Linked DNA regions of Homo sapiens: all the other regions are linked to region 7. The links are chromatin loops, found by intact Hi-C in ENCODE. Cell type or tissue: endothelial cell of umbilical vein. All regions are shown on one strand. Links, peaks and the distances in the headings refer to the core of each region. The heading gives the core; the rest is flanking DNA. Region 1 has its middle 200 kb from the start of LINC02424. Region 2 overlaps NAV3 (neuron navigator 3). Region 3 has its middle 130 kb from the start of LINC02424. Region 4 overlaps SYT1 (synaptotagmin 1). Region 5 has its middle 110 kb from the start of LINC02424. Region 6 overlaps NAV3 (neuron navigator 3). Region 7 holds the start of LOC124902973 (a long non-coding RNA gene).

Evidence for each region. Hi-C counts contacts between places; a loop is a spot of excess contacts. Peaks named below come from ENCODE experiments on the same cell type or tissue, not always from the same donor. Only the 100,000 strongest peaks of a DNase experiment are listed, where the experiment ranks them.
Region 1: a loop joins it to region 7, with 15 times the contacts of the local background. A loop is called at or near these places in 8 of 110 quality-filtered maps.
Region 2: it touches region 7 in a loop (8-fold over the local background); 12 of 110 quality-filtered maps call a loop at or near these places.
Region 3: a loop joins it to region 7, with 10 times the contacts of the local background. A loop is called at or near these places in 4 of 110 quality-filtered maps.
Region 4: a loop joins it to region 7, with 2.3 times the contacts of the local background. A loop is called at or near these places in 6 of 110 quality-filtered maps.
Region 5: it touches region 7 in a loop (13-fold over the local background); 12 of 110 quality-filtered maps call a loop at or near these places.
Region 6: a loop joins it to region 7, with 4 times the contacts of the local background. A loop is called at or near these places in 10 of 110 quality-filtered maps.

Annotation. Positions count from the first base shown.
Region 1 is chr12:78,560,611-78,564,917 of GRCh38, reverse strand. No RefSeq gene overlaps it. Among named protein-coding and RNA genes, the nearest start is that of LINC02424, 200 kb to the right of the region's middle. In endothelial cell of umbilical vein, for the core only: no CTCF peak of the experiment used is centred there; a DNase peak (open chromatin) is centred at 2,107; H3K27me3 peaks cover 253 bases.
Region 2 is chr12:78,144,168-78,148,474 of GRCh38, reverse strand. NAV3 (neuron navigator 3) reads right to left here. Exons shown (of 40, transcript NM_001024383.2): 21 at 2,083-2,106. Among named protein-coding and RNA genes, the nearest start is that of LINC02424, 210 kb to the left of the region's middle. In endothelial cell of umbilical vein, for the core only: a CTCF peak has its summit at 2,005 (motif pointing left); a DNase peak (open chromatin) is centred at 1,874.
Region 3 is chr12:78,227,636-78,231,942 of GRCh38, reverse strand. No RefSeq gene overlaps it. Among named protein-coding and RNA genes, the nearest start is that of LINC02424, 130 kb to the left of the region's middle. In endothelial cell of umbilical vein, for the core only: a CTCF peak has its summit at 2,270 (motif pointing left); a DNase peak (open chromatin) is centred at 2,252.
Region 4 is chr12:79,342,503-79,346,809 of GRCh38, reverse strand. All of the region lies in intron 8 of SYT1 (synaptotagmin 1), which reads right to left. Among named protein-coding and RNA genes, the nearest start is that of MIR1252, 75 kb to the left of the region's middle. In endothelial cell of umbilical vein, for the core only: a CTCF peak has its summit at 1,727 (motif pointing right); a DNase peak (open chromatin) is centred at 1,759.
Region 5 is chr12:78,468,784-78,473,090 of GRCh38, reverse strand. No RefSeq gene overlaps it. Among named protein-coding and RNA genes, the nearest start is that of LINC02424, 110 kb to the right of the region's middle. In endothelial cell of umbilical vein, for the core only: a CTCF peak has its summit at 2,319 (motif pointing left); a DNase peak (open chromatin) is centred at 2,320.
Region 6 is chr12:78,180,109-78,184,415 of GRCh38, reverse strand. NAV3 (neuron navigator 3) reads right to left here. Exons shown (of 40, transcript NM_001024383.2): 30 at 3,371-3,545. Among named protein-coding and RNA genes, the nearest start is that of LINC02424, 180 kb to the left of the region's middle. In endothelial cell of umbilical vein, for the core only: no CTCF peak of the experiment used is centred there; a DNase peak (open chromatin) is centred at 2,665.
Region 7 is chr12:79,172,238-79,176,544 of GRCh38, reverse strand. All of the region lies in intron 3 of SYT1 (synaptotagmin 1), which reads right to left. It overlaps LOC124902973 (a long non-coding RNA gene), which reads left to right and starts at 3,577. Exons shown (of 2, transcript XR_007063386.1): 1 at 3,577-4,307. In endothelial cell of umbilical vein, for the core only: no CTCF peak of the experiment used is centred there; a DNase peak (open chromatin) is centred at 1,664.

The DNA of each region.
Region 1 (4,307 bases), core at 191-4,190, 610 kb after region 7:
TATTCCAGTGAATAGGTTTGTGATGTAAGCAGATATAAAAGTAGTAGATATATTTTCCTAATTTAGACAGGGTGTGATCCCAATTAATAAATATCTTCTCTTTAGAGCATTTATCCCCAAATACCAAATCAGGGCATTGGAAAGACAGGGGCAACAGGGTTGAGCCATGTTCTAAATTAAGGCTGGAAGATAACAAGCATTGCTGCTGAATTTCAGGATATTTTTACCACAGTAAGAATCCTAGTAGAATTAAAAAATATAATTTTCTTTTGAAGGACTCTAGCTGAGAAGCTAAGCAAAACCGAGGATAAGCTATTTAGTTTCCAGCATCCTGTTTTTGTCCTTTCAATCATTCCCTTCTCCTCTTATCCACTCCCTAAATGTCTCTATATGGGAGAAGCTTTGAGAATATGCTTGCTGGCACTAAAGACTCCTACCACTCTCCTGGTGTTTGCCCTGCCTTCCCTGCCAAATAGGTCTACCTCTTAGTCTTCTAGCTGATATCTTTGAGGAGACCCCAAATGTGAGGGCATCTCATAGGCCTCTGAGTTCATATACTGCAAAAATACCTTTACAATACATAAAAATCTGCTAAAATTCAGCAGTGACTGTTTCAATCTTTTTAGTCCTTTAGAACATAACACGGTCTCACCAGAGCACCATCTGAATTTATATATTAAAATTTGTGTACTTAATTTCCAGATGCTCAAATATTTTTGTAATCCCTTACCACCTCCCATTTCCATCTAAACTAAAATACTCAACATTTATATAATATGTTTTTCCCCCAAAGAACATTGCCCCAATTAGCTAACTAGTGTTCAAAATACTCTCATGAAGGGTGTTCAGATATATAAAATTATGCTTATCTCAAAGCTGCTGGAAGATTCATGGAACAATTTGGCATTCGACTTCCTTTCATTTTCAAACAGTACTTTTGCTATCATAAAATAAATTCTGATTTATTTTCAGTGAATAATGTTGCATATGTATATAACATTTTTAGACCTTCACAGGGAATGCAATGTGCTGTACGTTCTGGTTCAAATAATACTAAGAAATGAGTAACGCTGGCCATATGTGCTTTTACAATCATCTGGAATAATATGTGTTCAGAAGACATCCACTTTCTGGCATTCATTTATTCATTCATTCATCAAATACTTGTTAAGCCCTTGCCATGTGGCAGACATAATAACCTGGCAAAATTATTTACTCACCATGTAATAATTGCTACTATTTAATAAGAGTTTTAAACATATTACATCATTTAATCCTAACTTCAAGTAAAGTAGCTTTATTAGTCAAGGTTTTTCAGAGAAAAATAATATGGTATATACGTATATAAATGCACACATGCACACACACACACACACACACACACACACACACACACACACACACAGATTTTAAGGAAATGGCTTATACAATTATGTGAGCTAGGAGGTCTGGAATCTATAGAACAGACCAGGCTGGAAATTCAGAGAAGAGTTGATACTGCAATCTTGAGCGCTAAATCTGCAGATTGGAAACTCAAGCAGGGTTTCTACGCTGCAGTCTTGAGGCAGAATTACTTATCTTTCTGGAAACCTCAGTCTTTTCTCTGAAGGCCAACTGATTGCATGAAGCCTACTTGCTTTATGGAGGGTAATCTGCTTTACTCAAAATCCTACTAATTTAAATGTTAATCACATCTAAATACCTTCACAGCAGCATCTATATTGGTGTTTGAGCAAACAACTGGGCACCATAGTTGACAGATAAAATTATCCATCATAATGAGTATGACTATGCTTATTTTATATACAGGGAGGTTGAGGCTCAGAGAGAAAATTACTTGGATTTACTCAAATAGTAATTGAGAATTTGGGGATTTGGGCCAGTCTTGTTCTGAAGCCAGATGTTTCTCTCTCTATGGCAATATATGAAGGAATGTTACAAAAATCCAATACATAGTCCCTACATTTTAAGTATTTAGAATTATTTTTGGTGGTGATGCTAGGTTACAATGTATTCATTCATCCATTCCATAAATATTGAGCGTCTACTACGTAAAGGGCATTGTGCTAGGAGCTGGGAATTGAACAGTCAACAAAACAGATAATGGTCCTGCCCTCTAGTGGGAGAAACAAACAAAAGCCAATAAACATAAGAGCTAGCTACATATGTCAAATGCTAGAAAGAAAAATGAAACATGTAAGGGTGACATGGTGATTCTCTGTAGTGGTGATATTTGAGCAGAGACCTGAATGAAATGAGAGCATAAATCATGCAGATATCCAGAGAAAAGCATTGTTTTCAGTTAAAGGGAAAACCCAGCACAATAGCCCTGAGATGGATTGGTGTTTGGCATGCTTCAGGAACAGCAGGAGACCAGTATGGCTGGAGCACAAAGATGCAAGCCAGCTTATGGTGTAACAGATTTAATATAGCACAAATAGAACATAATTGTTCTGAAGACAGAGGGAATACAAGAATGATTTGTTTAGAAGCATGTAGAAAGGGAAAGATTCTTGAAAAGGAGTTCTAAGCAGGATATTTGAAATTAGAAGAAAAAGTGGGAATGATTTAGGGAAGTGCACTGAATCCAAAGATACATCAAATGAAAATGAAGAAACATGGATATGTATAATGGTTTACTGAGTCAGAGAATTCATATTGCAGAGAGATTACACAGATGACTAGGGGCCTCAGGACCATGGAGGAGAGGAAAATAAGTGAGTAAATGTGCAGGCTTAATGTGTGGATGTAGGCATGTGTCAAAGAACTTACTGTGAATCAATTATGAGGAAGTTAATAAAGAACTAAAATGCAGAAGCTTCATTTTGATATAAAATGAAAAGGTTGTCATTGTGCGTGTTCAAAATGGGAGGCTGATGCTGAAAGAAATATTTGAGGATAATAATGATTAACAAAATCACAAGTGCTTTCTATGTATTAAGCAGGTTTATATCCATTATGCCCTTTTTTTCTTATAACCACCATTATGAGATAAGATACTGTTATTATATCCTTGTTAGAGATGATGCAGCTGAGATAGAGACATTAGTAAGTTATTAAAAGTTACATAGCTAATAAGTTATTGAGGTGGCATTTTAACTCAAGAAGTCTGGTTCCAGAGCCCAAGCCTTAAATAATAGTGCCTTACAAAGGAGTCAAGCAACTCTAATGAAAATGTGGCCTAGCAATCTCTATGGCACATAATTGAATTAAAATCATGTTTGCAAAATTGAAAGAAAATTTAATTATGTTAAAGGGATAGAAAAATGTAAAGAAATTTAAATACAAAATATAGATTTGAGATGATGGTCTGGACTGAGCTTGTAGCCATGGATGCAGAAAATAAACGGGCATCATAATAAATAGAACATGATGATGGATTTGATTTGGAAGGTAAAGGAGCAAAGACAGTAATTCTAATGTTGGACGCTTACGACTATCAGGAAATTGGCAGTGAGAAGAGCATAATCATGTATCACTTACCATACCAAACATAAATTCAGTTTCATTTAATTCTCCAAACACTGTGAGGTTTCCAAAGAATACTTATTTCCATTTTACAAATAGCATAGGTCAAATATATGCCCCAGTGCTATGCTGATAGCAAGTGGCAGAGTCAAGATCAAATCTGAGTCTGATCTGAGTCCAAGAGCCAAACTCTTATTCTTCAACTTTTTGTCAGGTTTCAAAAAGTCTCAGTATTTAGGAGATTCTTCCAGTTATACCATAAGGTTGCCTACATATGAAAGCTAGATAGGCACTGAGGTTCAGGACTGAAAATGCATATTCAGGAATTATGAGCAAAACATCAATGTGCTTGCAAAAAATAATTCAGAAGGGGAAGAGTTATGACCCAGAAGTGATGCTGGGGAGTGGGTGAGATGGAGGAAATGGGGAAAAAAGATGGACACTAGCTGATGACAGAGAGTGAAGATCAATAAGTTGTTACTCTTTGGCATCGAGTTCTTCAGAGCAAGAAAATTCAAAACCTTAGCAGTGGAATGACACCTCCACCATGCCGTTTCATCTGCGTCCCCTGCATAAGTGAACACCATCTGCTATGGAGGCGGAATGGTGGTGAATTGGAATAGCAGTCCAGACTCAATTTTGAAAACTTGGCAATGACTTTACATGGCAATTTGACTGAAGTTTGCAAGGATGTAGGAGCTTCCTTGTGCTAGCCAACTTACTGTGCAGTCTCAAACAGAAACAAGCAAAAAACCTTGCGTATTCTGTGAAAATGTTCTTGTGTTTTTACCAGAAGAAATAAACCTTCAGAATAACAACCTAGATTCCAAACAATATAT
Region 2 (4,307 bases), core at 126-4,125, 1.0 Mb after region 7:
CATATTTTTCTTGTTCTTTTTTAGTAAAAGATACTCCATGTTCTTTTTCAGAAAATCTTAGGTTTTTTTTTCCTCTGTACATTTTAATTTCTCATAGTTTGAAAACTTCTCAAAGGCTATGGAATATCCTGCAATCACTAAAACTTGGGCTTAATTCAACATTTAATCAGTTCACATTTAAATTGTTATTGGCTGGAGTTTCAATGACTGCAGAGAAGCCTTCCCAAATCTGTATTATCAAGACCTTTATTTAGTGAGTTATTATTAGCTCAGAGATGCTTTATAGCTTATCCACATCTTAAAAATCAGGGGAAAAAACCAATGATAGGTGCAACTAATTAGATAAACCAATATAATGTATATTCTAAGGTATCTTTCTTTTTAGTTAAGTTCACACTCCAATAAAACTGAAACAGAAAAGGGTAAGGATATATTATATCATGTTTAAAGTTTTAATTCAAGCACTTTCTGCAGTTTGTTCTGCAAGTCTCATGTTGTGACTAATAAGGATAGAACATTTATAACAATCTGACACTAGGTTCTATAAGTATATATCTAGTCTCAAGGGATTTCAGTTACTTGGATGTTAAACATTCTACTTTTGATGCTTCTCATTTCTTCAAAAACAAATCTTATCTATAGTTGTAGTTGAACTTTTGGAATGCTGTCTCAGTTTGAAAGAGAATTCTTGACATAGTTTATTAACTGTCTAGTTTTTGCCCCGGGCATTAGATTTTGTTGAAAATAAATGGTGGTCAACTCAAACACTCTAACAAAGTAGAGAACTCTAAGCTGGAAACAGTAGACACTTATATAATTTCACCAAATGTGATTCTACTTCGTTCCTGTTTTTTTTTTTTTTCCGGAACAGATACACCCCAGTCTAAAATAACATTTGCTTTACATTTATAAGATAATGACTATGAATGATTTCAGAAAATACAGCGTCTATTTTATTCATAAATGAATCCAAACTCAAAGAGCATTTCTCAAATTAAATAGTCTCTATTACATGATTCCAGTATCTTTAAAATATAATCCAGGAAACTGTAAAGTGATTGAAATTGTTTTTTTAAACCATAACTCATGATACAGCATCAATGATAAAAGGGGAGTTGAATAACTACTACTAAGGCAAATAGATGTAGCATTTCGATGCTTCAGTAGCTATACTATGATCAGTGTTAGAAGCTTTGTCATGTCCATGTGATGTAAATAAAACCACTTTGATTTTTAAAAATCATATCCACTCTTTGGTTCAGAGATTATAAAGACAAATTGGTTTAATCAATAATTTTCAAATATTTTTAAACATAGCACAAATTTTATTTTTAAAGGCTAATAAAATAAGACTTCAAAGGAAAGGAATACTTTTGCAAAAGCTGTTGTTAAGGCATTTTTTTTCTCTGTTGTCTGATTGCCTCAGTGTAAACCAATCAAACAGCCATTACCTCACCTTGAATAAAGTCATAATTAAAGTCCTCCTGCTCTCTTTGACCAGGACAAATGTTTTACCAAGGGAAATTAAAATAGTATTCTTTCCTGAATGCAGTTTGATTTGCTCACGAGTGCAACCAAATATGTATTTGTGAAATATGTGATTAGAACAATAGGTGACACACCACACATAAAATGGCAGTTAGAGGCAACAAGATAATGACACAAAACAGATAGTCTGAGATGCTAGTATCCTGTGTTGTGGAGGCTTGGTGCCCAAGTTTCAACCATTATCCTGTGTAGATGGTCTTACAGGGAGTGGGAAAAAGACTGTAATAAAATAGGAAGACCATAGACCTTCATTTATCAATGACTTAATGAGTGCTTACTATTATAGAAAACTTATTAGGTGTTGAGCTAAGACTCAATCTAGAATGTGAAAGGACAGCTTGCTATACAAACTTCCTTTCATTTTATTTTTAAGAGGCAATATCAAAGACCATTTATCAATTAGCTGCCTTACTTCAGCAGTCCTGTGGAGTTCTGCTATTGTATCACAGAGCCCTCTAGTGGTCACAAGACTAATTTCATCATGAATGCAAACTAAAATAGAAAATATTAAAATATTGCATATTTTTTTTTTACCTCTGAATGAGCCTTTTCTTCAGCCTGTAAAACAATAAAAAGAAAGACTTTAACTATAAAAACTATTTTCAATTAATTCCACAAGTATAAATGAATACAATAATCATGATGTACTTTTTATTATCTACTATGAGAAGAATAGAATGAAATACATTAAGTTATTCAATTGAAATAGTACAAGCAAGTTACTTTAGAATTTTATATAAATGTTTCTTAATATATAAACCATAAGGTATTCTTAAAATATAGGTCATTTGATCCATAATATTCCTTTAAGCAAAAGACAGAATTAAAAGACTCTAAGATGTAAATCATAAGCAACATAAACCAAATAGTTATAAAATTATACTCTAAAAAAGATGGGTGCATGTAAACTTAAAATATTGAAGTATCTTTCATACAGATTGTAGGAAACAGACTCCATAAAATTATAGAGACCTCTAGCCAAGGTTTAGATGTCAGAATTTTATTCTGTGATTTACTGATCACAAACAATGTCAAATAAAGCTGGGGTAACATACAGACCTCTACTGATAACCACAGATAATTAACATTATTTACTTCTACTTTTTCTTTCTTTAATGATTATTAATAATTTTAATTATCACAAGTCAGCAAAACGCTTAAACAATGAAAACACTGAAACACCCAGTGATAAAAGTGTCTGGCAAACATTTTTGGCTATGCAGCTTATGGAAAGGAGGACTGCCATAGGAATTTGCAGGGTGTTTTTGACTTGACTTCCAGAAAACTCCTAGCTCTGTTTTTCTTCTTCATGCTGGGCTGCAAAATGCCAGAAAATGAGTTATGTGCACCATTGCATTTGGGAAGCTCCCTTATTCTGGGAAAAGCTGAAGAATGCATAATGTTGTTGAATAGTACAAGTCTGCTTATTGCCATAAGCAGATCCAAAGCTGAAAAACAATCTCTCGTTTTCTATGTCTACTTTTGGTATAGTTCTAGATTAATTGACACAAAACTACCTGAACTGTTTTTTACTGCTTTTCTTTCAGAAAACATAAAGCAAAGTAGTCTAACCATCAGGATATATTTTATTTGCCAGAAACTCTTTTAACCTGAGCTTTGTCTTCCCTATATTTTCACTACCTTTAAAAATATGTAAACTTAGTAATATAGTGGCTAAATAATAAAGTGGCTAAGTGGTAGAATCCTAATAGCCTTTATAAGAAAACTGTTTTAAAAAGCACTCTTGAATAATTTACATCTCAATTTTAGATTTTTAAGGAAAGATTTTATTTTTTAGATCCTAATAATTTTAAGGTTTTATACACAGTTTGGTTTTTGAATAAAAAGTAAGCAAGGAATATTAAGATAAAAGTTTCATTGCCTTAAAACATATGGCACAATTAACTATGTAACTATGTCTATTAGTTTTCCCTAGTACTTTGCTTTTGTTTTTGTTGTTGTTTTTCTTTCTTTCTTTCTTTTTTTTTTTTTTTTTTTTTTTTTTTTTTTTTTTGAGACAGGATCTTGATCTATCACTCAGGTGCACTGCGCATTCACAACTCACTGTAGCCCACCGTGCCCGGCCTACTTTTTACATTTTTTGCCAGTTTATCCTGCCCAATTCTGCTTCTAGGCTTCCTAGAATTATAGAAAGCTGGTAAAGATTCAAGAATCAATAAATAATTCATGTATTTTTAAATAATAATTTATTCTTTTAAAAAATAATCAAGAAATATACTCACCGCATTTTTGTTAATCTATAATAGTCCTGTTACATATACTAGTAGCAAGCATAATCATTAAATATCTATTATATACATACCGTATAGCATGACTTTTTTCACTACCAATTTTTCAAAACTATTATTTGCTTTAACCTTTGCCTTCTTTCGTACTCTGTGGTTATTAATACCAGGTGGGTGTTACCATAAAAATAAAGCAATGAGCCAGAATATTAATATATTTTTTTCAGTAGCTTAGGTGTGGGATTAATGATATCATGATGGAACTGGATTATTTGCCATTTTTTTTTTAACAATGGTTTTGAGCAAGCCCAATGTCCTGGAGATGATAAAAAATATGAAACACTTGACTGAATAAAAATGTTTTTATTTATTCTATAAGCCAATAAGTGGCCATTTATCCATTCAAATTTATTAATTAAAAAGTTATGACGTTAGTATTAGCTATTTGTTAGGCAACATGTTAAACAATCCACAATGAATCAAAAATGACACTTGCTCTCATGAAAAAATACA
Region 3 (4,307 bases), core at 196-4,195, 940 kb after region 7:
TTCCATTGGTTAGTTGGGGTACACCCTACGTAAATGGAGAGAATGAAGTAAAGTTACAAAGTCATTTACAGCCTACGCCCTATGGAGAGGATATTTCCTGTCCTAGCTGAAGTGTGAATCCACCTTAGCTCCTCACCCTATTTTCCTGCCTCCTCACCCTATTTTCCCTGCCTCTTCACCCTATTTTCCTGCCTCCTCACCCTATTTTCCCTGCCTCTTCACCCTATTTTCCTGTTTCATAAAGAGTAAGTAAAAGAGTATAAGTGACTGTTCTTTTTCAAATAAAATGTATTTAGATTTTTGAATGACATAAGATTTATAAAACATAGCTTGAAAACCTAAGGCAAATGTGATTATTGAATTTGTAACTCTAATAAATTGAATATCAATTTAACTGCAAAAGGTAAGAGTGTTCATTGCTAAAAGGCATTGAAATACTTACATTAACTATTAAAATAATAATCTATCCAGTCTTTCAGGAATTATTTTGAATAGCTTGAGAACAGATGTGAATGTCACTAAAGGATCCATGAAAGGATTTTGAATATTGGTTATGAGGAAATTATCTATATAAACTTCCCTGCATACTTCTTTAAAAAGAAATCAACAACAAAAAGATAAACCCTTTTAAAATAAACCTTCCATATTTTAAATATCAAGGAAAATATAATCTGATAATTTTATAATTTTATTTATTTATTTTTTAAGACAGAGTTTAACTCTTGGTGCCCAGGCTGGAGTGAATGGTGCAATCTCAGCTCACTGCAAACTCCACCTCCCAGGTTCAAGGGATTCTGTTGCCTCAGCCTCCCAAGTAGCTGGGATTATAGGCATGTGCCACCATGCACAGCTAATTTTTTGTATTTAGTAGAGACAGGGTTTCACCATGTTGGTCAGCCTGGTCTCCTGAGGTCAGGAGTTCGAGACCAGTCTGATAATTTTAAATTGATGTTTATTTTAGCTAACATATGAGATTTCAATAGGTCGTTCATTACTTAATGACCCAATTCTATACAAATGGACAGAGTTTTATTTTTTAACATTTTAAGAAATAGGAAAGAGCTTTGTACAGAAACAAGTATGATGCAATTGTGGCCATTTAGAGCACTGTCACCTAACTTTACTATTTTAAATTACAATCAAGGTAGAAGTCACTGTGCTAAGTGATTAATCTAGAAACACTCTGAGTGTTTCTATTGCAATTGTGAGTGTTGCAACATACATACAAAATAATATTTTAAAAGAACTAGAATGAGATAGTATATAAAGTACAGTAAAATTTCATTTCTTCTTGGGTGTCCCCAAATAATCAGGTGTATTTGTTCTAACTCTTACAAGGTAGGTAAGCACTTGACCAGGGATGTGACGCAATTTGTTATACCTAACTAAATGTTCATTGTCAGATTATGTGACTTCCCCAGTCATAAAATTGTTCCTTTGAGAAATACATTATGTTTCAATGAGATCTAATTTATTCTGATATTCAGAAAATAATCTAGTGAGAAAATAGGCACTTCCTTTATTCAGACATATGAAGGCAAGCCCTGTTTCTTCTTTGAATGCATATGTCACAAAGATAACATTACCATTTAAGTAAATGCCATCAATGGGAAGTCAGTAGCAGTCAGTAAAAAAGCTAATTGCAACACTTTCAGGATGAAAAACGTGAAGAGAGTCTCAGAGAACTAAAAAATATTTACAGCTTAGTGTAATTAAAGCAAAAAAGAAATGAAGCAAGGATAAAGAATGCAGAATAGGGGGAGGTGACAAGACAGAGTGGAAGGAAATGGACCTGAGGGAGAAAAGAAGGAAAAGAGTAAGTGAGATTGGCAGTTACTAAAAGCTGTTGGGTTGTTCCCATCAATAACAGGGAGAGGCATTTCTCAAGGCCACTCCATGACACAGGAAAAGAGGAAGCTGGAGAAAACAGCAGGTCTCAAAGCCAAGCTGTTTTACTCAGAAAGGGTTGACTTAGCTCTGTGTGCTGTTGGAAAGAATTAACACGTGCATAGCTGAGGGAGAAATTCAGACCTTTTTACTTTTCACCGGATTCAAATAAAAATCAGGACACAATCAACATAACAAAAGATATGCCGATTACTTAATATAATTCTACTGCATTCATCAAAAGCCTTTCTCTGTTTAGAAGCCTGTTCTTCTCAATAGTTAGGTGTCTCACAGAGATAATGAAATGCATCATCAAAGAAGCACTTACATTCACATGCATTGGCAAAAGTGTAGGTGAGGCCACCTACTGGGTATGCTGTGAAGTGCAAGAAGTTCCTCCATTTTGAAATACCTGTTTCATCCGTGTGTCAATGTGAAAGAAATTTCCTCCAACAAGATCTTTCAGATTTAGGCGTTCTTTTCTTTGAAGACCCAGGTTAAAATACAAGTCTGTTAACTGAAGGTGAAACTCGACTTCCTTTGTAGGCCTGATCCTTATCTGTAATGGTTAATTTCACTGCAGATGGCAAATTTGGGGTATTCTCCCCAGGTTTCTTCTTTGTAAAGTTTCCCAATTCAAATAAGGTGGCATGAGAGAATTATGTATAGAATTATTATATACTGAGGCATGTATAACCTTAAAAGTGTATTTGTATTTATAACCACTATGCATCTATAAGATCAAAGGCAATTACAAATACCAGTAAAATTATAAAATTGAGACTAGTCAAATGAAGAGTATAAATTTAACATAAAGAGAATATTGTCTTGCTTAAAGTGAATTGTTGAATGCTTAATGAGTCATGTGATGAGTGAATTTTTCCACTACTGAGTTTTCACTCAGAGAGCATGCTTGACACCGTGGACTGAATTCATCACACACATTTTAATCACCTATTGTTTATGCATGATTTTGACTCTGTCCTTTTAACAATAGCCCTCAACACTTAAGAGTAGCACAGTCTGCCTGGAACTCCATCATAAACATAAAAATTCAAGGTCTAAAATCGAGCACAGAAATCAATTAGCAAAACTTGGTTTTAAGATGGTTGTCCAAATGATCCAGAGTATGTTTATTTTTTAAAAAAATCTTAAATACTTAAATTCAAAAATTTACAACATTCAAAAATTATTCATGTTTAGTATTTGCATTTGCAGGCTCCAATTTAAACTACATTGCTACAGAGCAATGTTGTCTAACGGAACTTCCTGCAATCAGCCGGGTACAGTGGCTTATGCCTGTAATTATAGGTATTAAGAAGGTTGAGGCGGAAGAATTACATGAGGCCAGGAGGTCTAGACCAGCCTGAGCAACATAGTAAAATCCTGTCTCTAAAAAAAATATATTTTTTTAATTAGCCAGATATGGTGGCACGTGTGTCAATTACTTGGAGGGCTTAGGAGGGAGGATTGCTTGAGCCCAGGAGTTCAAGGTTGTAGTGAGCTATGTTGTGCCACTCCAGCCTGGATGACAGAGCTATCCCTGTCTCTAAAAGTAGATAAATAAAAATAAAGAAAGAAAAGAAAAACTTTCTGAACTAATGAAAATGTTCTATATCTGCACTATCCAATACAGTGCTAACCACATATGGCTACAGAGTTCCTTCAAATGCAGCTAATGCAACTGACAAATTGAATATTTAATTTTATTTAATTTTGACTAAATTTAAATAGCTACATAGGGTCAGTGGCTACTGGAATAGTCAGCACTGCTGTATTTTTTATTAAACCCTCATTAAATCCTGGCTTTCCAAAATAGTACTAAAATAACATGGTATAATAGAAATTAACACAAGTTAGTAACTTAGAACAACAAGCATTTATTAGCTCACACAGTTTCCATAGGTCATGAATTTGGTAGCAGCTTAGCTGGGTGAGTCTGACTCAGGGTCTCTCATGAAGCTGCAGCCAAGATGTTTGTGTGGGCTAACAGCAATCTGAAGGCTTGACTGTGGCTGAAGGATTAACTCTAAAATGGCTCACTCACAGGATTGCTGGCAGAAGGCCTCAGTTCATTGCTGGCTGTTGCAGGAGACCTCATTTCCTTGCCAGGTGGATTTCTCTATGAGGCTGTTCAGTGTGACCTCACAACATGGCAGCTAGCTTCCCCTAGAGCATGTAATCCAAGCTTCCTCCAGAGTGTGCCATCCAAGAAAGGAAGTCAACGTGCTTTTTAAGATATTGTCTCTAAATTCACATCCTGTCACTTTCTTTACTAGAAACAAGTCACTACGTCCAACCTACTCTCAAGAGGAGAGGAATTAGGCTCCATCTCTTGAAGGCAAGAATATTAGAGAATTTGTGTGCATAATTTAAATCCACCATAGACATGTTAACTTATCTAGAGCAATGGAACTAAT
Region 4 (4,307 bases), core at 81-4,080, 170 kb before region 7:
GTTGACTGTATTGAAATGAGGTCCTCACCAGTCATCTGCTTTGTAAATAGCACTGATGTTAGTGCTTTAACAACAGTGTCTCCATTTTAATCCAGTCAAGTAACGAATTTTGTTTGGAGCTCCTCCTTTGTACCTAGTGCTATGGACACTGTCATATTAGCCCTGTCATGAAACTAGAAACAAAACCATTTCTGGAGGTATAGCTTTTATAAGATAATTTCAAGACCCTGTAGGGTTGCAGCCAACACATGAGTGCTTTTGCTGGTGTGATTATCTCATGAAGGGGCCTTATTACTATTAGGAATTTCAGCTTTATGTGTAATTTATTTTAGTCAATTGCCTTGATCACTAGGTGGAAACTGCCAGTTAGTGTTAGAAAAGTTCCAGCTGTGAGATTCAGAGAAATTTACCTGCTCTTTTAGAATATACAGCTGACAATCAGAAGGCAGCTTTGTTCTGAGCAGCTTGATAATTTCATTATTTTTAAAAAAATGCAGCCATTGAATAGACACAAATTAATGATTTACTAGACAACGACAAAAATACCTTTCCTTTTTGAAAAGCATTATAGATAATTAGAACAGAGGTCATCTCCAATGGATAAATAAAAAGCTTGATTTAAAATGAATATTTATTTAATGGCTCTGTAGCCCCATACATCGTTTTATGTGGAAAAAGATGGGTTCATTTTAGTGACCTTTGCAAATGGGGCTAAGTTCATACATTTGATGGAAACACTGTACTCTTGAGTGAGTTTTTCAAAAGTACCTGAATTAATGCTGTGACATTTTAAAAGGACATTCTATTTATGTTAATTGTAAGAAGATTTTTCTATGTGTTAAATTGGCAACAGATTCTTTGATGAGTAGATGGTTTTTCTCTGAGGTTGGGAGTCTTGTTTAGAGGTGACATACAAATGGAGACCCAATTATCTCTCAAATGAAAATTCAGACCATTTGCATAGTCCCCATTAGTAAAAATACTAAAACAGTCTTCACTTATATGAAGGACAATGTTAGGTTTTTAATTTTAATAAGATAATATGTGGCTTTAAATATATCTTTTGGGTGGTAGCATTTTTCAACTTCATTTTATTCCTGCATTACTCTCATACTCCTGAAGTATCTGCCAAATCGGTATTTACATCTAATGGACCAGATGGTCACAGTGTGAAATGTTGCTGTGTAATGTGTTCAGGCTAGAAAGACTGAATCTGGCCTAGTCTACAAATGTATAGTAAATTGTTCAGGTGAAAGAGAGTGTATCTTTGGATGCTTATTCTTTAGGCATACTCTGTAACTCATTGGTTTATATTCGTTCATTTCTTATTAAAAAATAATTACTGAGTTCCACCACAGACTCTTCTAGGTTCTAGTCTAGGCTCTATGGATACCTAGATGAGTAAAAATATAATGCATTGACTGTACTACAGAAGTGGCACAAATGCTATAGGAGGTGAAGATTGAAACCTTCCAGGGTCTAGTAACTAAGGAGAGGGGGACTTTAGAGATTTATTCCCTCAATAATCGTTATAAATTTCTGCAAGCCACCCCAAATGCATGTTCTTTGTAAAACCAATGTGCTGGCCATGCAAATGTAGCTTTAAGACAAGCCTTCTAGTTTTCCCCTTTTAACCAGAGCTGGTGTCTGTGGGAGGAGGAGGAGGGCAGGGGACATATAGGTGTCCTGGAGGAGCGGTTACCTGAGCTGAGATAAGGAAGGTTCGGCAGGAAGTCAGGATGAACCCTGTCCACAAGAGGGCATGAGTGTTCTAGGCACAGGAATGCATGTACACAGTACTATACCCCTTGAACAGCTTAAACCAAGTTACTCTTCTGTAAGTGTAAAATTCATGTAATTTAATTGAAAATGGATTTCCACTTTATGATTTAGAAATTCAAAATTTCCTCATGATGTCCATAATTTATATTTTGATTAACTGATACACTTGTGGTCCCATTAGAAATAATAATTCACAGAAAAGCAGATATTCTGATGTGATCAAAATAAGGATGAAAATAGAAAATCAAAATGCTTCTTAAAAGTGACAGTAGGCCGGGTGTGGTGGCTCATGGCTGTAATACCAGCACTTTGGAAGGCAGAGGCGGGCAGACTGCTTGAGCCCAGGAGTTTGAGACCAGCCTGGGCAACTTGGTGAAATCCTGTCTCTACAAAAAAATACAAAAAAATAGCCAGGTGTGGTGTGATGCGTGCCTATAGCCCCAGCTACTCAGGAGGCTGAGGTGGGAGGATTACTTGGGCCCAAGAGGTGGAGGTTGCAGTGGGCAGAGATCGTGCCACTGTAGTTTAGCCTGGGAGACAGAGCGAGACCCTGTCTCAATAACAAAAACAAACAAAAAGTGACAGTAAAGTACAGTATAGAGTGGTGGAAAGAGCACTGGACCACCATGTGTATTCATTCACTATTTTTTGGTATAACTGATATTTATTGGGTACCTCCTCTGTGCCAGGCACTGTTCTAGGCACTTGGGCACAGTGGTCAGTAAGACACGCAAAGTCAACAAAATAACAGTAAAATAAAAGGCATGTTTGGTGAGGTATGTGCTGTGGAAACATGTAAAGTAGGTGGGGAATAAGGATAGCAATTTGAAACAGGAAGTTCAGGGAATGTCTGTATAAGAAGGATTTGAAGGAGGTGAAATGTGGTCAACTGCTTAACCATCGGGATCCACCTTCCTTGTCTTTATAAAACAGGTCTGGATAACACAGTCCTGAAGGTTCTTCTGGCTGGGAAATCATATATTTCCATGATTTTACTTTATTAGAGCTACCTGTCTAGTTTTTCTCTCTGTTTTACTGGACTGAACTAATAAATGGGTGTTTTAAGCCACGGAGTTTGTGGAAATTTGCACATGTAGTCGAAACCAGTAAATGCACTCAGTTCTTTTTCTCTATCCTTTCCCTCTCTTCTTTAGTTATCTTCATTGCAGATTTCATAAGATAATCCATTGGAGTATGAGAAGACAATATTAGACCTTCTATTTATATTTACTTTTATCCCATATTTTCAAAATTGTGTTTCATTTATATGTTTTATAAAACACATCATATATTGGTATAGCACAATATATATATGATTTATAGAAAGACAGAAATATTGGGAGTATGTGCCAAATATTTTATTACTGACAAAAGACAAAATAACATTTGAGATCTTTCTTTCAACATTAAAATATGCTTAGAAGATTCCTCAGTGACTTTGTAACAACATGGACTCTATAGTCAGGCTACTTAGGTTCAATTCCCAAGTCTGCTTCTTATTACCTACTAAGCCTCAGGCAATGTACTTTCTCTTCTGTGCCTCACTTTTCTAATCTCTAAAATGGAAGAATAGTGATGGAGTCAGTAGAATTACATCAGTTAGTATGTAAAAAAGGAGTTAGAAGAGTTCCTGGCTCACAAAATGTACTGTGTGAGTGTTCGCTATTATCATAACAAAATTCCTATTTCAACTATCCTCTTTTCTACATGTGCCATGTCTCTCTGCTCCTTTGCACAGCCAAATTTCTTGAAGAAATTGGTTACAATCACTGTCCCCATTTTTTCATGTTCCATTGATTTCTCTCTCCATCATTTTATTAAAATAGTTGCTACTAAGATTTCAAATGACATCCATATTACCGAACCATTAATATTTTGCAGGTCTCATTTCCATGAACTTTCAGCAGAATTTATTGACTCCCTTTCTTTCCTTGGATTCTATAATACAATGATTTCCTGATTTTAGTTTCTCTGCCTCCCTGGCCACTCACTCTTGGTCTCCCTTTGCAGGGTGTAGTTATAACTAACTTCTTTTCTTCATAAACTAATCTTATCCCAGTATATGGTTTTAGTTATAATATGGAAGTGATTCTCCAGTTTGTATCTCTAGTTTAGATATTTTCTCTAAGCCCCAGACTTTTATATCTAACTGTCCACTAGTCATTGAATATCTCACACTCGTTTTAGACTCGAATGCCAAAAACTGAATTTATGATCTTTCTTCTAAATCTGGTTCACTCGATTTCAACAAATGATATTAGCATCCAAGGGGTTGCTTAAGCCAGAAAACTGGGCATTATCACTGATCGTTGATCATTGACTTCTTTTGAGTTCTGATTTTATTTATCATAAAATCTCTCAATAAGTTCACTTGTTTCCATCCTTATAGTCTTCACCATGTGATCAAATAATCTCTCATATAGATTACTCCAATACCCTCTTAATTGGTTTCCTGAAATTTACTCTTAGAATACAATTGACAGAGTCACCTTTTAAATAACAGGCATCGTATCTCACTCCTATAA
Region 5 (4,307 bases), core at 139-4,138, 700 kb after region 7:
GCGGGTAGCTGGGACTACACACACATACCATAGCCACCAGCTATTTTTTTTTTTCTTTTTTGTAAAGACAGAGGGTCTAGTTTTGTTGCCTAGGCATACCTCAAACTTCTGGCCTCTAGCAATCCTTCCGCCTCAGCCTCCCAAAGCACTGAGATTACTGGCATCAGCCACCATAGCCGACCACCTGACTTTAAATTATTTATGTACTTGTACCCATGTGGCTGATAGCAAGCCAAAACTTCCTTTGCTACTCCCCCACCCCCAAAGAAAGAATTAGTCCAGTGGAGTATTGTTTCACATAACACGTAGAGAATATAGTTAAAATTTATTCTAAATAATGCAATTTGGAAGAAGAGAATTCTGAGTTAAAACTGTCTTAATTTGCAGTTTAGAGGTTTCCCTACTACTTAAATACATAATACAAATCGGTAATTCTTGCTTTAGAAAGTACTGTGCCAGCAACCTTGTTAGATAAACACTGTTTTCAATTATCTTAATTTTTTTAAAGAATGCATTGATTTAAAATTATTTAAATGGGTAGAACTGCAAGTATAAATAGAAACGTGTGGTATATATGGTATCCTATGTAGGGTATCCATTTCCCTGTTAAACTTATACTTTCAGTTTAAGTTTATTTCACATGCCCCTTAATTTTCACTTATGACCTTTGTAAGTCATCATTCACATAGTCTACCACTATTCCTAATTAGCAGTACAACTTAATTACCTAAACTTATGTCTGTTAACTTCTCCAAATTCTTAGTTATGAAAAAATTAAAACAATTTGGAGAGAATGGCCATACTCTGAGCCCCAGCCAGATGTACCTAAATCAAACATGAACACCATTTTAATATTTATTTCAAAGGTAGGAAATTAGAGGTGTGAGAGTGTGCGTTTGCAACATTTCTGTGTTGTGTTCAGGCAATTTCAGAAATGTTTTAAAGAAGGCAAAAACCAGATAAACATAAATGAAAAAATTTCTAAGTGCACACTTAATAAACATGCCATTTGAAGCCTTCAGGAAAAAGAAATTGATCTATTTTTAGTAGCTAGGCATTATTTCTTAGCCATTTGCAGATCTAATGAGCTTAAAAGTTAATCCTTCAGTTTCTTCAAAATGTTAGCACATTTAACCTAATTCACAAAATGTTCTCAGGTCTAAATCTGTCAACAGATTATTAAGAGACGCAGTGACTTTTCTTCTTGCTACTCTGATAGCATTGCTGTAACCTCTAGTGTCTTTAATAACACACAGTTTCCAGTTCATAAATACAGTACAAAACAATGCATATGCTATTTTGTTATAAAGGACACAGGCAAATGAGAGAGATGCATAAAAACAATGCATATGCTATTTTGTTATAAAGGACACAGGCAAATGAGAGAGATGCATAGGGTAAGATGTGGTAGGGAGAGTGCATGGGGCTTCCATGCCCTCTCTGGGCATGCCACCCTCACAGTACCTCTATGTGGCAACAGCTTGGGAACTCTCTAAACCCTATTGTTTAAGGTTTTTTATGGCAGTTTCATTAAGTCACTGTTTTCCTGAGTTCTGTGAACCACTCTAGCAAATTATCAAACCCAAAGAGAGGATTGTGAGAACTCCTGTTTAATAGCTTGTCAGTACGGGAGGCTCTGGACTTGTGACTGGTGAGAGAAATGAGGGTAGTTTTATGGGACTGAGCCCTTAATCTGTGGGGTCTGTGCTAACTCCAGGTAGTTAGTGTAAGAAGTGAGTTAAATTACTGGTGTCAGCTAAGAACTGGTTGGTGTGGGAACCCCTACTCATATTTGGTATCAGAAAAGTTGTGAGAGTGAGTATTAAACAATTTTTTTTCTTACTATATACAGTAACCAAAATATGAGCAAAATCCTTAGAGAATCAGAGAATAGATAATTCATCCTTGGAGAGTTAGAGAAAATATTATTGGAAAATGTATATTTGAGCTGATCAAAAAATGAGTGGGAATTTACCATGTACACAAAGGCAAAATATCATGAAAGGATGGGCAAATGGTGAGACATTCAGCTTGTCTGGCAGTAAACTGTATGGCTATGGAACAGAGTGACAGCTGACACCGAAGAGAGTAATCAAATGCTCATTGTGAAGCAACTTGAACTTCGTGATACGGAATCTGCACTTTTGACTAAAGATGGATCAGTTAGCATCCATTGGTCACAAGCTACAGAAATCTCAAGTAAAATTGTCTCATGAGGGTAACTTCATGAAACAGTTACTGAGTTCACATTGGGTTCCCAGGACTCATTCTATCTGACATCTCTGCTTTCCTTCATGATGGTTTTATCTCAGGCTCCACCTGGTGGCAAGAAAGCTGCCAGAGACCTCTAGCTATATTCTTCAAATTCTAATCCAAAAGGAAAGTGTCAATTTTCCATAGCTCTTTCAAGTGAACAGACAGCTACCATCTGCTGCAGGGCCACATCCTCCCAAGTTCTACTCTGTGCAGGATGAGAGTGCCTCTTCTCTGTAACCATATTACACAACCCAAGGTTCAGTCTGATTGCACCAATTTGAGTGACAGTCCCATCCCTGAACAAATTGCTGTGCTGGGGTGTGGGAGTGGGGAGCAGGGGGACTTTGGTCAGGACTGGCTAAATACCCACTGGAAAAAAAATGACTGTAGCTAGGGGAATTTGGTACCCTTGTTAAAAAGGCAAAAAATGGGAAATGGAATGCTGAGTGTCAGAAAAAAAATATGAGACCTTGGATTAAACCAATAAAGTTTCAAGAGGAGAAAGAAAATATAATATAAAATCATTTACTTAGAATATATTGGTCCTCAGAATTATCAGATGTGGAAGGAGAGGGAGATAGAGAGATTGATACTATTTATAGGCCACAACTGGAACTGATGTTAGAGATATTTTCAGGATATAACTCACACTTTCTCCAGATAGTCCCTGTGCTCATCAGACTCTAATGAGTAGATTCTAAATCTCTGTGAAATAATTAAAACTACTAAAATATTGATAAACTTGCACTAATACACCTGCAAATAAACTCATGGGCATACATTTTCTTAGATTCTAATCTATGTGCTCTTAATTAATGCAATGTTAATTAAAAATGTGTTTATGATACTGTTATTGCCATTATAGCTGATTTTTTAGCTGAAATATTTTTAAAAGGATATTTCTATGAGCTCTTGCAGAGAAAAATGACTCCAAATCTAATGTTCTGTTATTTGATTTTAACTATTAAAAAATCTTTGAGATAAGTTTCAACAAAGAAAATTTTAATCAAAAGGTTTTGTTAAAACTAATTCCAAAAAATTTTCTGCTTATCTACTTTTAAGAATACGAAAGATAAAATGTAAATTTTAGGGCTGATTTATCAAAGGATTCATCATAAATGGGACTTCAGTCTTGCCTACTCCATTAGGCTTTCAACTTGTTGCTCATTATTAAAGAAGATAGAATGTTTTATACACAATATGCAAGCAATTTAAATTACCTAAATGAGTCCCTTTAAGTAGCTGTCATCTCTGTCTCTGAACATTCCCCATCAGAGCAATTCCAGATCCCATTTAACTATGCTATTCAGCATTTTACTGACGCACCACTTTCATGATTATCTACACATTTAAAACTTAGTAATTCTAGACTTCAAAAAGGATAGACAACAAAAGTCAGCTTTGTAGATATTTGTTACATAAAATAAATTTGTGAGAAAGTTCTGTGTTTAAAATGTATTTGATACCTATTGGAGGGCAACTACAAGGTAGCCAGTTTTAATCATGCTTTTTAGATTCAGTAACTTAAAGGCTAACATAAGAGGGTACACCAGATGGGATACAAGATGACTCCACAGAACTAAACAATGCCTATGATATGTTGTGGGGAGCTCTAACTAGAAACAACCACTGGCCCACTAAGAAGAGACTCGCCTAGGAGGTGAACTTGACAGAGACCACCGTCTACATATACAGAGTTCTTGGCCCTCTATTAAAAAGTTTCTTCTCTGCCATTGGCTAAAGGAGAAATAATTGAATGCTCAGAGGGAGAAGTTAAGGGCTGCTCTTGGCTTGATGACATACATGCCCAGTAGTTTCACATCTCCGCTAAAATAATTACAAACATTATGACCTTGGACTTTCAGTCTCTGTGCCTCATTTGTTAAATGTGGTCAACAATGCCTCTGCCTCCAAGGGTTAAACTCAAAATATTTATCAATTAGTTAAGGCACAGGCACATACCAATCAGAAAAGAAGTGTGACCAATCAGAACAGTCTTATATGGTGAATACCAGCTTAATGTCTGCCTTCCTTTCCTCATACAATTGATA
Region 6 (4,307 bases), core at 234-4,233, 990 kb after region 7:
TCCACTCAAAAATAAAACTCTTCCTTAAGTGTCATTTTAATTATCTTGCTCCTTTTTAAGAAGTTTAGAGTGGTTTACCATTGGCTATTCACATCTAGACTTCTGGTAGTTTGTGATCAAATTACTTTAGTACTTGTCTTAATTACTCATAAATGCTCAAAAATATTTGACCAATATTTATTAGGTATAAATGGTATCAGAAATTTTGCTGCATATTGGGAATGAATACCAAGATGAGAAAGAAAGTGAATTCCTTGTTTTTTTGGAGTATGTATTTCAGAATAGTTTAAGCACTCTGCTAATATAAACCAAACAATGAAACAGAAAGTAACTGAAGGGAGCCTGCTCTAGATAGATAGGTCATCCTGGAAGGCTTCCTTGAAGAAGTGGTATTTGGAGATAAGACCAGAAGGCTGAGGAATGCTAGATAAGTGAAGAACAAGGGAAAAAGATTCAGTCAACAAAAACAGTGCAAAACCCTGAGATGTGTAAGCTGGGTATGTTAAAGGAACACAGAGATGTTTAGGGTAGCAGGAATGTAGAGACAAGGGGAGGGTGAGGAGTAGTATGAAATGATGTGGATGGAAATAAGTATGGACCAAATCACACATGGCCAAGTAGTCCATAGCAAAGGAGGTTGGCCTGATTGTTGATCCACATAAGCTGCTTAAATTTGCCTTGGAATATGTTATTCATTTCATGCCATATTTACTTCTAAAAACTACACTTACAATATGAAATTTCTCCTGACAACAGTAGGATAAATATTTACCAAAGATGAGTGAATAACTATTCTTTGCTTTTATTATGTGGCTATTTAAAGCAAAATTAACACAATAGTGAAAAGTCCAGGTCCTGGATTCATCCAAGCCAGGGTTTGATTATTAGTTCTGCTGCTTACTAGTTTCATGATCTTGAACAAATTGTTACAGTCACTTTCCTAAGTCTTGGCTTCCTCAGCTATAAAATGGGGCTTTAACAGCACCTTCCTGGTAGAGTTATTGAGAACATAAAAGATAATACTTTTAAAGCACTTCATCCTCAGTGTTTACTAAGTTTTGCTCTTCCAGCCATTATTTGTGTTTATTCTAACTCCTTCTGTTGACTGTGGGTGGCTCACATCATGACTCCGAATCTCCCCAGTTCAGAGAATATTGACAGGATGGTCACCTGATGAAACAACTCCAGGAAAAACAGCAAGATTAATGTGAGAGCCTTCTGTATTTTTGTTTGTTTGTTTTTGTTTTGTTTTGTTTTTTACTAGAAAATAAGTCATGGTCCTCTGTCTATATTTTGAAGGAAAAATTAAAGAGGTCTGCCATTCTGGCTATAATTGAGTAAAATTCTGGCCAAAAACTGAAGACTTCTGAAATGTCTGTCTTTACTGGATGCAAGGAACATGCAATTAATATTTCAGGAACTAGATATTTGCCAATTATCCTCTCTCCTGCCTACTTTCTTTATCTTAAGATTAATCATGAAACTTAGAAAGTCTGTCTGTTAAAAAGCCCCAGCATAAAGGCAGTTTTGATTTCCAAGTGTTGAACCCACTCCACAAGAGTGAAAGTAATGAAAACAATATTCTGGTTGTGTGATTTAATTTTTTTAGTTCAGACATAAGTATCACTATTGAAAAATAATTAAGGAAATAAGATATATTAAAAATAACTTAGGGAATGGGTAAAAAAAGGTATTAAAAAAACGTAAAACTTGGCTCCTCCTAAAAAATTGCCTTAAATTCTTAATCATGGCCATCAATGTGTTAAGACCAATAAACATAGAAATTGTAAATTTAAACTCTTTGATTTTATATTTATCTTTATGAGTTCTATTTTTCCTAGATACTAAGTTTTTTTTATATGTGTCTGTTTTTTCTAAACCACCTTCAGTATTAAACTTGCCTCCTTCAAACCTTATCATATTTTCATAAAATAAAACAGAATTTTATAAAAGGCAGTGAAACCCTACCATTAGTCTGACCTATAAGGTACTGGCCTTTGTCTTTTCCTAGGAGACAAGCCTGAGGATCCAGAAATGCACTGGTCATTATGAGATGTAGATCTTACTTCACTTCTCTGTCAGGTCCATCAGCAACAAGCCAACATAGAGGATGTTGTTCAGAACTGCCAGATTCTATACATTTAAACATTTGCGTTCTTTCTTTTGCAGAATATTTTGTTGAGTGTGGATAATACTTTATGTGTAATTTACAAACTCAAATTACCATCCACTTCCACAGTCTTATTTTACCTAATGATCTATAAGTTCATTTAATTCTGAAATCTCTTGCTTTTTACTTGGCTTCTGACATTAGTTGTACTTGATGCTTATTCTCAGAATTTATTTTCTTTCTCTAATCCCCACCAGAAGTTTACAAAAGTTGTTTTCTTAAATTACAGGGAGTGCCCACTTGTCTTTTACATATAAGATGAAGGCCATTATTTTATATTATGAAGAGCAGCCATAATAGCAGAATTTTTAACATTCTGTCTTTTTAGAAGAGATGTGATTCATTGGAAATGTAATCAATATCAGCATGCCATGTCATTTCCCTTCTCCTTCTCCTTCTGTATTTTAATATGATTTAAGGCAAGCAGTGTACTATCTCCATTCTATAATGGAATCTAACGTTGGCTAGGAACATACATATTATTGGTTTCCAAGCGTCATCTGGTGGCCGTGCTTCACAATTACCATAGATCCTCATGTAAATATTATATAGACTAAATTCTCTATCCTTGAAATGATTCTCTTGAATGAACTGTTCCACAGAAACAGCTACACTTTATGCTTGAATGGTTCATGAGATATTAAGATGACATTATGTCATATGATTCTATTTGCAATCAAATCAAAACTGTACCCTTGTTCCATCACTAGTACTGTGTTCTTTATCTTTGTTGGAAATTTAATAGAGCTGCAGACTGGGTGACAGTAGCATTATTGTTTTCTCAGAGCAGCATCACACAGGTTCATCAAGTCAGATTTAGAAAATAAAGCCTGCTACACTTATAAATGGGTTTTGCACACTTAATAAAAGTCATTGGGGTTATTATTATATCCATAAGTACTAATTATCATCACTGAGAGTATTTCTTCATCATCAGAATCATGGAGAAAGTACTTCCTAGGGAAAAGTGATTTCTTAAAAATATTATGAAGACCATATCTCTAAGACTGACTTTTGGACAGAGAATGTGCTTTTAAAATTATAACTAAGTAGACTAGATTTATAAGATCAAACTAGGACTATTTCTGAGAATTAGAGTGTAACATTTTTAAGAGTACGTAAAGTTCTCCAAATTCCAGGCTTCCCACCCGTTAACTCATGGGTATGCTGTGATTCAGGCAAGCATGTGCACTAAATCACCTGAGCTAACAGCCTCTGTGATGTTCAAATTGTTTAGAGAAAGTCCTAATGACTGCCTGGAAGATGAAGAGGAGGTGCTGCTTGAGGATTCTGACGGTGGCCGAGTAGGCTTAGCTGTGTTACCAGTTTCTGCCTTCAACCGGTCATTTTCAGCTTTCAGTATTTCAATTTCATTCTGTTATGAAGATGGAAAACATGAAAAAAACTGAGTTGGTTTGATTGAGAAAATAGCACCAAGTCTTTTATCAGAGTTAATTAGCTTGTTTGTTAAATAAAACATGTTAATATGTTAAATAAAGAAATATAAGATATGAAATAGGATTTCCTTCCCAAGAAGGAAATTTAACCTTTTTCTCTCTCACACATTATACATTCCTGAATTCACAAATATAGACAATCCAACCATTCGACATGCTTATCATTATTTTTTAACTAAATCATGAGGACTTGGTCTCATTTGAATTAAGAAAAATATGATGAAATCATTCATAACACTTCTCATTTTAAAGGTGATGTTAAAATCTTATAAGCATATAATGCCATTTGTAATATTGTTATAAATCTGTAGACAGTTGAAAGACAGAGCAAAACAAAAATAATGTCAATAAGGTGATTTAAAATTACTCCAAAATCATATCTAACATCTGAAAAAGTTTCTTTTTTTCCTTCCAATCGGGACACTAAGCTCATAAAAAAACAACAAAAGTCTTTAGATGAACATATACAGTGGCAGATGAATCTGCTCAGCAATGAGCTTTTCTTATTGCAGTCATCTGTGGTACCAAGTGATTACTGGTATACAATAATAAAATGAAAACTTAGTCTGAGCACAGACTGGTTCTGAATTTAGCCTTTAGATGTTTTTCAAAAAAATACACAAGCCTTACTTTTACAGATGGCATTCTAAATCACTTTTACTTCTGTATTCAGAAAGCTT
Region 7 (4,307 bases), core at 131-4,130:
AATTACTCAGCTTAATTTAGTATTGACAAATGAATATCAACATGGAGTATTTAGCTACATGAGTGAAGATAAAACACCATAACTCTTGTGAACTGTGAAGTGTTTCTATTGTGGTCATTATCTTCAGTTTTGCCACTCGGTCTGGGTAACATTAGATCTCTTGCTCCTACACCCCTGAAAATCTGCAGACACTGCCATCATTTACATCAATATCACTTTCTTTTCCAAATCACTTTGGTATTTTTTTTTTTTTTTGAGACAGAATTTCGCTCTTGTTGCCCAGGCTGGAGTGAATGGAGTGATCTTGGCTCACTGAAACCTCAGCCTCCCAGGTTCAAGTGATTCTCCTGCCTCAGCCTCCCAAGTAGCTGGGATTCCAGGCATGCACCACCATACCTGGCTAATTTTGTATTTTTAGTAGAGATGAGGTTTCACCATGTTGGCCAGGCTGGTTTTGAACTCTGAACATCAGGTGATCCACCCTCCTCGGCCTTCCAAAGTGCTGGGATTACAGGTGTGACCCTCCACACCCGGCCCGCTCTGTACTTTCTGAACCAAATTTAAACAGTTTAAGGACCAATAGTGTGAAAATAATCAAACAAGAAATGGCTCCAATTATTTTAACATTAAAATTATTTAAAATGTTTCATCACTTTAACATTGTTGACTGTGGGGATGCTACCCCCCAACCCCCAGGTCTTAGAAGCAATATTAATGTACAGTTTCTTGGGTGGTTTAGATATGTTTATGCCTACTGATAGAGGGGTAAATCAGGGACTTTCATGGTTCCACATGGGTAAACTCTTTAGTGATTCCACATACAAATGATGATAAGATGATGAAATTGTCTCTACTCCTGCCTTTGCTTCACAGAAAAATAATTACAATAGCTAACTCATAAAGCTAATTTACCATGGAGATTCAAATAATGAATTTTAGTGGCAAAAGGGAATTTCATCACCAAAAGTTTGAGTGTGCCAAATAGATGTCTCTGAAGTTACTTTGAAATACATTTTTAAAGAGATGTGCAATAAACTTGAAAGCTGTGCTTTTATAAAAATTTTAAGAAGGGTCCTTGCTAATGGCAGCTAGATTTATTTTATGTTGTCAGCTGCCAAATTAATGTTTCCCATTTAAGTTTGCTCATTATGACCTTACAGACAAACTGAGACTAAATACGAGTGAAGTCAAAAGTATTTATTACATTATCCCTATACTGATGAGCATACCGTGAAGGAAAAAACCCATAGCACCAATAAAATCACAGCAACAAATGTCCATTACTTTCCTCTGATCAACCAGGCCTATGTCGCAGATGTTATTTTCCATTGTGTTTCTATTAGAACTAAAATTGAATACAGTGTAAGTCCCATTATTTCATGGTTCCTTATTGCATTAATTTTGATAGAGGACAGGCTAAATCATGTTTCCCAGAGCATAACACATATAGAAAACAAGCTGGATATAACTCCATTAGCTTAGAAGTACATAGCAAATCAAATCCCTGCTATGCCATTTTTGAAGATATAATAAAACACTTTCCATACAAGCTTTCTGAAACTTTGATGAATATTAACTATAAAATAAAATATATTCTTAAAGAGCAATGGAAAGTACCTGTAAAGTAACCAAAGTAACCACTGGATGGCATTGTGACTACATTAGAATGTGTTGGCAAGACCTTGTATCTGTCTCTAAAAACTCCCACGTTGTTAGCAGCAAGCTCCAATAGGATGATGCCAATTCCTGTTCCTAATTATAAAGTGTTGAAGGAATATAATTTTTTAACATCCCAAAGTGACTTGGCAATACCATTCCAAAGGACTGAAGTGATTAAATTATGACACCTTCTGTACTGTCAACAGTTTCCTGGAGCTTCTCTCTCAACCCATTTTCTTAATCCTTGCTATTGATAGTTCCCAACTCCCTTTTCTTACCTAGATCTCTCTTGTTTCCCAGGCCACATATATACTCTGGCCCATTTCCTTGCTAGTGTCTCATAAATCATATGTTACTGACTAGCTACATTTTATTGCACATTGTAATAAATTCTCAAATCTTTTTCAAGGCTCGTTACACTTTTTATTAATTGAAACCCGATTTCTCCCTGATGCCTTCTAGCCTATTTTTTCTATAAGGACAGGAGAATACGTCACCATATTATTTATCAGCCAATACCACTTCCAGATTATTAACCAACAGCATGTTCTGAAGCCACTTATTTTTTCTGTATTTATGCTATTTAATTCTTCATCAATGTCACCAACAACTTCTGTGATGGGTATCCATCTTTCTCCACTAGCTTACACCACATTGTGCCAACATTTTTAGAAGCATCCTTAGTGATTTCAGCATCCAGTGATGACCCTCTGCTATTTGGCCCTCAAAATTCCTTTTGTTAAAATTCTAATGATTTTCATAATTATAGTGTGGGTTTTATCTCTGGGCATTAATCCATTTTCCAAAACTTCTCTTTCATTATAGACGTCTGTCTTCTGCTTTTCCCCATAAATCTGTTCATTATTTTCCCTTCTTTACTCCTCCTAGACTGACACAGATACTGGTTTCATTTGTCCAGCAACAGAGCCTGAACTCCACAACATCTATTGTAATGATACACTACTTTCATAGAATGCCACATTAAGTTAAATATACATTACGGCACTTGCTAACTGTAAACACTTTATGATGTCTGCCTTATCCTTGCCTCCTAAATATTAATAAAGAAAGTCTCAAATCGTACTGACTAAATTCATTAAAAATTCACTCCAATGTTAACTGGGTCCTTTTTGAAGCCTGGAAATTCTTCTAGTTATTTCTTCTGGACGTTTTACAAGGCTCCTTATGGTAGCCCTTTTCTTTCATCTTGCCTGTTTAATTTGTATTCCTCTTTTAAGCCTTTCTCAGATACTATCTTCTCTCTGAATTATTTCCTGATCATTCCAACCATCTGGAATCTTTCTTCTTTGAATTGAAATTCATGTTGTCTCTTTTAGGATGGGAACACTTATTTTTACTCTTCATATTCCAACCGAGTGATGGGGAATTTCCACTGCATGCACTAAAGGGGAAAAAAGGAGCAACATTTACATCTTTTGGGATCCTTTCCTTCATCCATCTTGCCCAGGTGGGGCAGTGGGGAGGATGCTTGGCCTAACTGACAAATTTGGGGGAAGAAATTAAGCACGCTTAGTCCAGGACATTTAGGGTTCTTACTGTCCATCTGCCTACCTCCTAAGAGGCTGCATGCTGCTCTATCAGATGCATAGTGAGCTTACAGGGAACTTGCAGGGGAGCATTGCTGATCTGAATTGTAAGCTCAATTCAAGGAACCAAATTGGGGATACACATTTAAGCCCATAATGCAAAAAGCTACTATCCTGATCTGTAGCAGCTTGATACTTTGTTCTACCTCTTAGTTGGTTCAGGACTCTGATGTGAAAAGGTAGAGATGCTATTAATCAGTTCCCTAAAATCTCAAGAGGTTTTATATACCTTTTCTGCCACATTATTTTATTTCTGGACAGGCCAAACTCCCTTTTTTTTTTTTTTTTTTTTTTTTTTTTTTTTTTTTTGAGAGCAGGAACTCTAGTAACCTGAATTACATGTAGTAGTATCTTGACACAAACTTATGGAATTGAACTATGAAGCCAATGTGAGAAAGGCATCTAGAGTTTGAAACCCAGTATTATCAAATGATCATAGTATTTCCAAGGGGAGATGCTGCTAACATAGGCTTAAGAGAAAATGGCTTAGTCTGTAAAATAAATAAGGGAAAGAAGTTACAAAATAATGAGAGATTTCATAGAAGTTTCATAATCAAAACTGTTTACAGATAACTATAATTCACTAGAAAATTGACAAATCTCAAGTGTTGTGACTGATTTTCTTAGCTCAAAAATTTAATTTAGAGCATTATAAATACCATCATATTAGATTGCCCCACATAACTAACCCCATTCTTTAGGGAAAATATTATAAGATAGAAGAAAGAAAGCAAAACTAGTAACATAATAAAAACAACAATAACAGCAAAAAGCTCAAAAAAGATTTAACTAATATTTTCCAATTGCCAAGGCCTGTCTTTAAATAGACAATAAAATTATCTTATCACTATTCAGATAGCATCTTCACATTTTTCACTATAATTTTACTCTGTGTCCCAGTAAATGTCTTACCACTTAAAATTGAAGCATTATAACTCCTTTTTTTGGGAGCAGGCACTCTTCATGTAACTGTTCATTATAAAATGAAGTCTCAGTATACCTAAAGTTAGGTTATTCAATGTATGCATTTTATGTTTGGAA